2 separate regions of the Homo sapiens genome follow, and region 1 is linked to region 2. A link is an interaction called in ENCODE POLR2A ChIA-PET data of the cell type or tissue named here. Cell type or tissue: B cell. All regions are shown on one strand. Each heading gives the region's core, and the rest is flanking DNA. Links, peaks and the distances in the headings are about the cores only. Region 1 overlaps ADAM19 (ADAM metallopeptidase domain 19). Region 2 overlaps SOX30 (SRY-box transcription factor 30).

What was found. ChIA-PET counts read pairs that join two places held together with the same protein. Peaks named below come from ENCODE experiments on the same cell type or tissue, not always from the same donor. Only the 100,000 strongest peaks of a DNase experiment are listed, where the experiment ranks them.
Region 1: POLR2A ChIA-PET joins it to region 2 with 8 read pairs; 3 of 35 experiments call an interaction of 5 or more read pairs at or near these places.

The regions. Positions count from the first base shown.
Region 1 is chr5:157,546,035-157,551,419 of GRCh38, forward strand. The region is part of intron 3 of ADAM19 (ADAM metallopeptidase domain 19); the gene reads right to left. Among named protein-coding and RNA genes, the nearest start is that of ADAM19, 27 kb to the right of the region's middle. In B cell, for the core only: no CTCF peak of the experiment used is centred there; no DNase peak of the experiment used is centred there; H3K4me3 peaks cover 620 bases; H3K27ac peaks cover 5,000 bases.
Region 2 is chr5:157,627,730-157,633,114 of GRCh38, forward strand. The region is part of intron 4 of SOX30 (SRY-box transcription factor 30); the gene reads right to left. Among named protein-coding and RNA genes, the nearest start is that of SOX30, 22 kb to the right of the region's middle. In B cell, for the core only: no CTCF peak of the experiment used is centred there; no DNase peak of the experiment used is centred there.

The DNA.
Region 1 (5,385 bases), core at 122-5,121, 82 kb before region 2:
ATGTGCAGGCACTATGCTAGGGGATGGGGCTTCAGCAGCCAGTGAGGCAGGCCTAGGTTTCCTGCCCCTCTCCTGGCTTGGCACCTGCAGCTCCCAAGTGCTTGGCAAATGCTGACACCATGCAGAGGGCAGGTGTCACTGTCTGGTCCCCAGAAGGCACTGTTTCACAGCTCATCTTCCTTCCTGGAACAGCTGCAAACCAGTGTGGTAACCAATTTCTAGTTTCTCCTAAAAAGCTGTCTACACAGTTATGGAGAAGGGATGTATATGTGCACGCACACGTGTGTGCATGCATGTGTGCGTGTTGAGAGCAGAGAGCAAGGCCAGTCTAGGGATCAGGAATTAAGGATACTCACTCAACATGGCTGCCCTCCTTCTCCAAACCCATATTCCTATCACCATATCCCTGAGAGGCCAGTTTGACCTTTGCATTCTTACCCAAGCCCCAAATCTAGCATCAGTGAGTCAAGAGATAAAGAGCTTCTAGAATACAAAGAGCCTGACATTCCTTCCAACACTTAGATCACTCTTTTCCCCAGCACTCCAGTCTCCCTCCAAAGGAGTCCCTTTCCATGACTTGCCCTTCCCTTCTCCAGAAGGGGGGCCTTGGAAAAAGAAACCATGCTTGATATAATGCAGCCATTATAGCTCCTTGGCCCTTCTGGCCCTCTCCCCGGGGAGACTGATGCAAGAGGAGAAAACGTGGAGACTGCCAGTTTTCTGCAAGGAGGAAAGGGGGGAAGTGAGACACATGGGAGCCATGGAAGAGGCTGGAAAAGAGCCACAAGTACAGAAGTCATAAAGACCCCATTTCTCCTTCAACCGGCTGAGGAAAGTCCGGCCCAGCTCCACCTACTCAATGATATCATTGTTTTCAACAAAAGCCGGTTTCAGAATCCCTAGAGAGGTCCCCAATGAAGCCTCAGCTGCTGGAATGGGCAGAGGTCTCACCAGTTCCTAAGAGACCAAGTGCTTAGAATTTTAGATAAGGAGGAGAAAACAGAGAAAACCAGGGGAGGCACAGATTTTGCTTCTGCTGGGCCTGTCAGCGTTATGGAAAGAGTACAGGACACTGCTTTTCACACAGGTTTTATTATTGCATCCCCATGATGATCCTGCCAAGGTGGTGACTAGGAATTATTACCTAGTCTAATTAGTCCATTGAGTCTAATTACCTATCTAATGAGAAACCTAAAGATCCAAGGAAAGAGGTGGCTTGTCCAAGGTCCCACCACAAGCTAAGGAAAACTCCAGGGACAGACACCACCATTGCTGTGGTTTGAATGTATCCCCGCAAAAGCCTGTGTTGGAAACTTAATCCCCAATGCAACAGTGTTGGAAGGTAGGCCTCATGAGGAGTGATTAGGCCATGAGGGCTCCACCATAATGAGTGGATTAATGCTGTTATAAAAGGGCTTGAGGCTGCAAGTTTGCTCTCTTGCTCTTTTTTTCATGTGCTATCTTGCCCTTCTCCCTTTCACCATGGGGTAGCATAGCAAGAAGGCCCTCATGAGACGCTGATACCTTGATGTTGGACTTGCCAGCCAGCAGAACTGTGAGAAACAGATTTCTTTTCTTTATAAGTGACCCAGTCTCTAGGATTCTGTTTTGCCAATGCAAAATGAATTAAGACAACTATCCTGCTACTTATTCAAGCTAGAAACTTTGGACTGTCCCTTGAAACCACCCTCTCCCTCAGCCCACATGCAACCCATTTCCCAGTTTCCATGATTCCACCCTATAAATATCTCTGGAATCTATCCTCTTCTCTTTATATCAGCTACCTCTTCCCTAAATTAGTCCTTCTCAAATGCGTTTTGGATGCTGTCACTATGTGACTTTTAAAATATTCTTCATCCGCTTCCCATTGCCCTAGAGATAAAAGCCCAAACTCTTTAAGGTGCCTACAAGGCCCTTTAAGGACTCACCTCTGCCTGCCTCACCAATTTCTTCTCTCATCATTTCCTTCCTCCTGCTCTCTGTTCTAACTATAGAGAACTTTTCATTTTCAATGTCATTCTTGCCTTTGGGCCTTTGATCCTGTGATCTGTGCTGCCTGGCACATACTCCCTATTGTATGAGCCAACTCTGCCACACTCTCCACCACCATCACACTCCCCCTTTTCTTTACTTCCTCCTATCAGACTTCCCGTGCCCCCAATCCAGAGGAAGTTCCCCTTCCCCATGTTCCTACAGTACCCTCTACTTCCTCCCTCCTAGCAGGTCCCACATTGTTCTGTAACTGTTTAATTATCTGTCCCCTCTACTACGTTCTAAGCCCCATGATGGCAGAGACTATTCTGATCACCATTGATTCTCCCGGGAATAACCAGGACCTATCCCAGTGCCTGCCACATAGTTGGCACTCACAATATTTGTTTAATGAAGGAAGAGAAGAAAGGAATAACATAAATTAGGAATTCTCAATGAGTAGTCCAGAACTCAAGCCCAGTACACTGGGAAGAGACTTGCCAGAAAAGCCAGGGATTCTCTGACTCAATACCTGCCCCAGTTGAGTTTGTGCAAGACCTAGCAACTTGCCCCATAGTACCCAGAAGACTATTCACTTAGTTTATTCAAGGGGTCAGCCAAAGGTCTGTGTATGTCACTGAGTTCTAAATAAAGAAAAAGCAAATCTTAATTGCTCAAAATCAAAAACATCTCCTGGGTGAAATGTAAATGTAGTTTCATTTTCAGGACAGAATCTGTCCAGGGGCCACATTGTCAGCCTCCTCTCATTTTTCTCCAGGATAGTCATGCTCCATTGCCCAACCACAAAGGGTAAAGAGTAGGAAACACCCTCCAATTTCCAGAGAGCCTAGATGAAGAGTTTAATCACATCCTCGGAGCTGGGAGAAAAGAGAAGGCCGAAAGAGCCTCTCCCAAATCCAAATGTATATCCATAAATCCGTCTGCATCCCGCCCACCAGCCTTGCATCTCAGGAGGCTTCCCCATCTACAGAAGTTGTGAAGAAGCCATCAATGCCTTGTGCTCAGCCCCTTCCAATCCATGGGCTCCATCCACCAAGTACACCTCCATCCTCTTGGCTCAGCCCAAATTGTTCTTCAGTGGGGAGGGGTGGGAGGAAAGCTACTTCTCTTCCAAGGTGTAGAAATACAGCCTAGCTTTTAAGTGCACTTCAAGTATGTTTCCTAGAAGTAGCTCACCTACTTCCCTGACCACATGGGTCTGCCTGAGGCAAGAGAATGCAACTCAAAGTCAAAAATGGGAGAATTAAAATATTGAGCTCTATGCCACTCAAATCCTCTGGTAGCCCACCAGTGGAAGAAAAAGCAACCCGTTCCCCAACCTCAACATATCACTCTTCTGAATTCAAATATTTGGCTAGTTAGGGATACTAAATTCCTAAAAGATTAGTAGCACTACAGTTTTAGGTTCCCTTTGATCCAGACCAAACATTTACACATTGTTTTCTCAGTCTGAATTCCTTTCTCATTCTCCATTCATCTCATCTCCCTCCCTCATCAAAAGCCTCCCATCATTCTGCAAGACAATATTTCAAGTAACCCTCATTAGGGAAGGCTCCCCTCTTCCCCAGTCACAAATTCCCGTTCCTCTTGCCTTCGCAGTTCTTTACTTTCAATTCTACCATGTAAATTTGTAATCTGTTTTGGATTATGCTGTTTGCATGCTGTTTTCTCTCCCACAGAGTCTAAACTGCCAGAAGGTAAGAATATCCTGTTTTCATGCCTAGTCTCTACAGCACCTAGCACAGGATTCTACATAGAGGTGCTCAATCAGTATCCCCTGAAATCAAACTTGTAGAATGGAGAAAAATTAGCTCGAGCTTAAAAGGCAGATCTATCAACTAATGAATGGGTTAACAAAATGTGGTATATCTATATAATGTAATACCATATAGCAATAAGAATACTGATACATACTACAACACGAATAAACCTCAAAAACTTTACCCGAAGTGAAAGTAGCCAGTCAAAAAGACCACATATTGTATAATCCCATTTACATGAAACATCCAGAATAAGTAAATCTGGAGACATCAGATTGCCAGCTTCATAGGACTGACGTGGGGTGGGGGAGAATGAAGAATGACTGTGCTCCTTTTCTAGGACTACCGTAACAAAGTATCACAAACCAAGTGGCTTAAAAATCGGAAGTTTATGTCACACAGTTCTTGAGGCTAAAAGTCCAAGATCAAGCTATCATCCTCTCTCTGCAGGTGCAAGGAAAGGGCTTATCCCAGGCTCTCTCCTGGCTTCTGAGTTCCTTCGCCTGTGGTGGCATAACTCTAATCTTCACATGGCATTCTCCCAGAGTGTGTGTCTGTTTCCAAACCTCCCCCTTCTAAAAGGACACCACTCATGCTGGATTAGAGACCTGCCATACTCCAGTATGATCTCATCTTAACTAAATACATCCACAACTCAATTTCCAAATAAGGTCACTTTGAGGTACTGGGGATAAGGACTTCAACATATGAGTTTGGGGGGACACCATTCAACTCATAACACTGCTGATGTTTTTTCCTTTTGGAGTGGTGAAAATGTTCTAAAATCAGATTATGGCGATGGCTGCATGACTTTGTAAATATACTAAAACAGATGAAATTGTATACTTTAAATGAGTGAACTATATGGTATGTGAGTTGTATCTCAGTAAAGCTGTTTGGAAAAAAAAAAAAAAAGACAAGAGAGCTTGGGTTTAAAGAGTCTGCCCAAGCTCAATAATCAACTCAATGGTGTGTTTGGGAAAACAGGATCTCTCAACAAGGGCAGTGAGATATAAACTTGCAGAGGAGCCAAGGGCAACTTGCCTTTATATATCCACGTTACATGTAAATTCGCTTTGACTCAGTTGGGTATACAGTGATTCATACCATCATTCTCTCTACTCTGCACGTTTGATAATTTTTCACTATAAGAAGCTGTAAGAGTTAATCATGCATACACATAGACTATAATATCACACAGCCACGAAAATGATATGATAGTCTCTTCAATAAATGGTGGGAAAACCATATGCAGAAGAATAAAACTAGGCCCCTATCTCTCATTGTATACAAAAATCAAATCAAAACGGATTAAAGACTTAAATCTAAGACCTCAGGCCAGGCACAGTGGTTCATGCCTGTAATCCCAGCACTTTGGGAAGCCGAGGCAGGCGAATCACCTGAGGTCAGGAGTTGCAGACCAGCCTGGCCAACATGGTGAAATCCTGTCTCTACTAAAAAGAAAATAATTAGCTGGCGTGGTGGTGCACGCCTGTAATCTCAGCTACTCGGGAGGCTGAAACAGGAGAATCAATTGAACCAAGAAGGCAGTGGCTGCAATGAGCTGAGATTGCGCCATTGCACTCCAGCCTAAGCAACAGAGCATGATTCTGTCCCCCCAACCCCAAAAAAA
Region 2 (5,385 bases), core at 190-5,189:
CACGCCTGTAATCCCAGCACTCTGGGAGGCCGAGGTGGGCGGATCACAAGGTCAGGAGATCGAGACCATCCTGGCTAACACGGTGAAACCCCATCTCTACTAAAAATACAAAAAATTAGCCAGGCGTGGTGGCGGGCGCCTGTAGTCCCAGCTACTCAGGAGGCTGAGGCAGGAGAATGGCGTGAACCCAGAAGGCGGAGCTTGCAGTGAGCCGCGATCACGCCACCACACTCCAGCCTGGGTGACAGAGTGAGACTCCATCTCAAAAAAAAAAAAAAAGTCAAATCCAAAATTTCTGCCATTTGCTGGGCACAGTAGTGCATGCCTGTAGTCCCAGCTACTCAGGAGGCTGACGCAGGAGGATCGTTTGAGCCCAGGAGTTTGAAGCCAGCCTGGGCAATATAGTGAGACCCCCATCTCAAAAAAAAATTTTTTTAAAAAAGATTATACCTCAAAAATTCTGCTACTCAAACCCATTTGTCAATTGTTTTTAAGTATTATTCTCTCTTTCAAAGGCATAGAGCAGGAATTATAGGAAGAGGTAGAGTCCAACCATCTAGTGACAGATAACATAAACATAATGACCATACTCATCGGCAAAACCCATGGCAAGTTAAGTGTTTCATTTCTGGCCTTCACACACACACACACACACACACACACACACACACACACACAGAGTCAACTTTGTTACCTTACTTTTAAAAACCTAAGTATGACAGACATACTAGACTATTATCTCAAACTCTGAAACTATGCCCTACCCCCAAATCTTCAAGTGCTAGGTACCTTGCTCATGTTAATTATAACAAATGAGGTAAAGTTTCTAAAATTTTTCAGGTTTCCATGCCTACTGCCACTCTTAGTTCGGGCATTTTAAATTTAATACACATGTCCTGAATACACTGTGCTTCTTTTTTTTTTTTTTTTGAGACAGAGTCTCGCTCTGTCACCCAGGCTGGAGTGCAGTGGCATGAATTTGGCTCACTGCAACCTCCGCCTCCCAGGTTCAAGCAATTCTCCTGCCTCAGCCTACCGAGTAGCTAGGATTACAGGTGCCCGCCACCATGTCCGGCTAATTTTTGTATTTTAGTAGAGATGGGGTTTCACCATGTTGGCCAGTCTGGTCTCGAAATTCTGACCTCAGGTGATCCGCCCGCCTCAGCCTCCCAAAGTGCTGGGATTATGAGTGTGAGCCACCGTGCACGGCCAAATACACTGTGCTTCTGGCTAGCACAGCTTTGCTCATATAGCAGGTCTCTCTATCCATTGAATTCCACAGATAATTCAGGGATGAAAAGAGGCTGACTATGGGTACAAACATACAGTTAGATAGAAGATGTAAGTTCTAATGTTCAGTAGCACAGTAGGGTGCCTATAGTTAGCAACAATGTCTGGTGTATTTCAAAGTAGCTATAAGAGAGGACTAAAAATGTTCCCAATATACAGAAATGATAATCAAGGTGACAGATAACCCAAATACCCTGACTTGATCATTACACATTTTATACATATTTATGACAAGTACCCCATAAATACGTAAAATGTTATATATCAATAAAATAAAAATCTATCCCTTCCACAAAGCCTTCATTTCAGCTAGAAATAATTCACCCAACAACTGTCTTTTTCAGGACTCAATGTAGGCAAGACGCTATGTAAGGCTTGGTAGATAATTTTTTAAAAAACATAAAATCTAGGTATATATTAGACATGTGCTAAAGTCTATAACGCCAGCATTATAGTGACTATTTTGGTGTGGTAAAGACGAGTTCGTGTTATATTCAGAGAACAAAAAGATCAATTAAGACAAAGGCAATCCTAGAAGGTTACATGAGTGAAAGCAAAAAACTATAAAAGCATCATGGTGTAGGGGGAAAAACATTAATTAGAATAGTCCAAATAATAATATTATCCAATATGTAAGCATTTACTATTTTTTAGGCATTGGCCAAGGAGTGTATATGTTATTTCAATATAACACTGAACAACACTCAGAACGACCCTAAGACACAGACACTATAAATATCTCCACTGTACAGATGAGGAAATGGAGCTTTAAAAAGGTTAAGTAACTCGCTCAAAGTGATATAATTAGTAAGTGGTAGACAGAATCAGGCAATTTGACTCCAGAACTTGTTCTCCTAACTACCATGCCGCCCTACCCAGGCTCTAGTTCTAGCTATGCCACATAAGAATCTGGTAAACTTAAGTAAATCTTACTTTATCTGATCCTTGTATCCTTCTTATATAAAATAGGGATAACAATGTCTGTTCTGTCAACCTAAAAGGTCTGTCATAAGGAACAGGAGAATATAAGTGATGGAAACTAGAAACACTATTTCAATGTATGATTGGTAAGTCTTATAAGAAGTTACTGCAATTTTTAGCTTGAGGATTTGTATTTGGTTCTTTTTTAATTTCTATCTCCTTATTGATATGATCTATTTGGTGAAACACTGTTCTCCTGGTTTCCTTTAGTTCTTTGTCCATGGTTTCCTTTAGTTCCTTGAGCATATTTAAAACAGCTGATTTAAACTGTCTATTAAGTCCAATGTCTCAGCTTCCTTGGGGATAGTTACTATTAATATTATTTCCTTGTGAATGCCCTACTTTCTTGTTTCTTTGCATGTCTTGTAACTTTTTTGTTGAAAACTGGATGTTTTGAATATTATAATGTGATGCCACTAGAAATCAAATTCTTTCCCTTATCCAAGGTTTGTTGTTGTTGCTTGTTTGGGGTTGTAGTTGTTTATTTGGTTTTCTAGAGTATTTTTGTAAAGACCGTATTCTTTGTTATGCATGGTCATTGAAATCTCTGTTCAATTAGCTTAGCGGTCAGAAATTTGATAGAGATTTCCTTAAAAACCTAGAAACAAAAACAAAACAAAACATATTTTCCTGGTCTTTACAGATTGGCTTTGAACTGGGGCACTCCTTAAATACTTAGCCAGGCTATTTTCAGTTCTGCCTTAGTCTTTACTTCCTGCTTATACAGAGCCTACAGATCAGTTAGAGTTAAAAGCTTGGGGTCTTTTTGTGTATTTTCTGAACATGGGTCTAGCTCTGGATATGTGTGTGGCCTTCTGGATTTCCCATTTATATATATACATTATATATATATTATATATTTTTATATATATATATACAATATATATAATTTTATATATATAAAAAATATATAATATCTATATTATATATTATATATATATACTATATATATTGTATATATATACACTATATATTTTTATATATATACTATATATATTTTTTATATATATACTATATATTTTATATATATATACAATATATATATTTTATATATATATATATATATATACACACAATATATGTATTTTATATATGTAATTTAAGAGATGGGGTTTTGCTGTCACCCAGGCCAGAATGCAGTGGTATGATCATAGCTCACTACAGTCTCAAATTCCTGGGCTCAAGCAATCTTCCTGCCTCAGCCTCCCAAGTACCTGAGACTACAGGTACACCACCACACCCAGCAACTTCCAGAGACTTGAATGATTGGTTTTTAAAAATAGTTTTCACCACTTACACTTGTTTGCTAGAGACTGGGTCCACAGAGCTCCCTGTGCTGCCATCTCAAAAATGAACCGTACTCTCACTTACCTTTTTAATTATTTGATTCTATTTCTATTCTTGAGCTTTGCTCTTGGGTGCAGTTAAATTACTTAAAAACAAGTTGGTCCTTTCAGGTCTTGCTTTTAAGAATTTTGAGCTGGGCGCGGTGGCTCACGCCTGTAATCCCAGCACCTTGGGAGGCCGAGGCGTGTGGATCACCTGAGGTCAGGAGTTTGAGACCACCCTGGTCAACATGGTGAAACCCCGTCTCTACTAAAAATACAAAAATAAGCCGGGCATGGTGGTGCGGCCTGTAGTCCCAGCTACTCCAGAGGCTGAGGGCAGGAGAATTGCTTGCTCGAACCCGGGAGGCTGAGGTTGCAGTGAGCCAAGATCGTGCCACTGCACTCCAGCCTGGGTAACAGAGTGGGAACTCGTCTCAAAAAAAAAAAAAAAAAAATTAGAGCACAATGGCTCATGCCTGTTAATTCCAGCACTTTGGGAGGCCAGGAGTTTGAAAACAGCCTAGGCAACAAAGTGAGGCCCTGTCTCTACAAAAACATGAGAATATTAGCTGGGCATGGTGGTGCACACCTGTAGTCCCAGTTATTCAGGAGGCTGAGAAAGAAGGATCACTTAGGCCCAGGAGTTCGAGGCTGCAATGAGCTATGATCATGCCACTGCACTCCAGCCTGGGTGACACAGCAAGACCCACCCCGTAACTAAAAAAAAAAAAAAAAAAAAAAAAAAAAAGAATTTTTAGTTGTGACCATTGCAACATTTGGGCTAAGGCTATCTGAAGCAAGACCCTTCTGAGTACCCAATGTTCTGTGCCCCATAGAAGTTTTCCAATCTAGTTGGTGGGACTATTCACAGCACTGTGTTAGTGCATGATTGCCAGATATTGTTTTCTCTGATCCTTTCAGGTGGTTCTTTCACTGCCTTGGGTTGTTTCTTCACAAGGATGCACTAATTAGTACTTCACCGAATACTCAAGAGGGACCCTACACAGTCATCTGGAGTTCCCTCTGTGCGTAGCTCTCTTTTCTCTGGTACTCTATCCTGAAAAGTCTAGCTAATTAGGTCTCATTGGATTTCCAGTAGAGACGGGTGAAACCCCATCTGTACTAAAAATATAAAATTAGCTGGACGTGGTGGTGGGCACCTGTAATCCCAGCTACTCGGGAGGCTGAGGCAGGAGAATCACTTGAACCCTGGAGGCAGTGCAGTGAGCCGAGATCGTGGCATTACACTCCAGCCTGGGCAAAAAGAGCGAAACTCCATCTCAAAAAGAAAAAGAAATGTCTGCATCCAGTGGACAGGGTGATTTTAGACTCTGAACCAATGTGTGAAACACCTTGGGAATTTTATTTCTAATGAAAATCACATAGAGCCCTGAGTAAAAACAAGATTCTTTCTGTGCTTTACCTGGATCAACGACAAAAATTTTATATTCCTTTTATCAAGGTTAAGAAGTCCTTCCAGCCAGGTGTGGTGGCTCACGCCTGTAATCCCAACACTCTGGGAGGCTAAGGCAGGCAGATCACTTAAGGCCAGGAGTTCAAGACCAGCCTGACTAACATGGCAAAACTCAGTCTCCACTAAAAATACAAAAATTAGCCAGGCATGGTAGCATGTACCTGTAATCCTAGCTACTCAGGAGGCTGAGGCACGAGAATCGCTTGAACCCCAGAGGCAGAGGCTGCAGAACCCCAGTCTGGCAGACAGAGCAAGACTCTCAAAAAAACAAAAAAAAGAAAAATTCCTTCCAGGGTCTTGGCTTTATAAAGA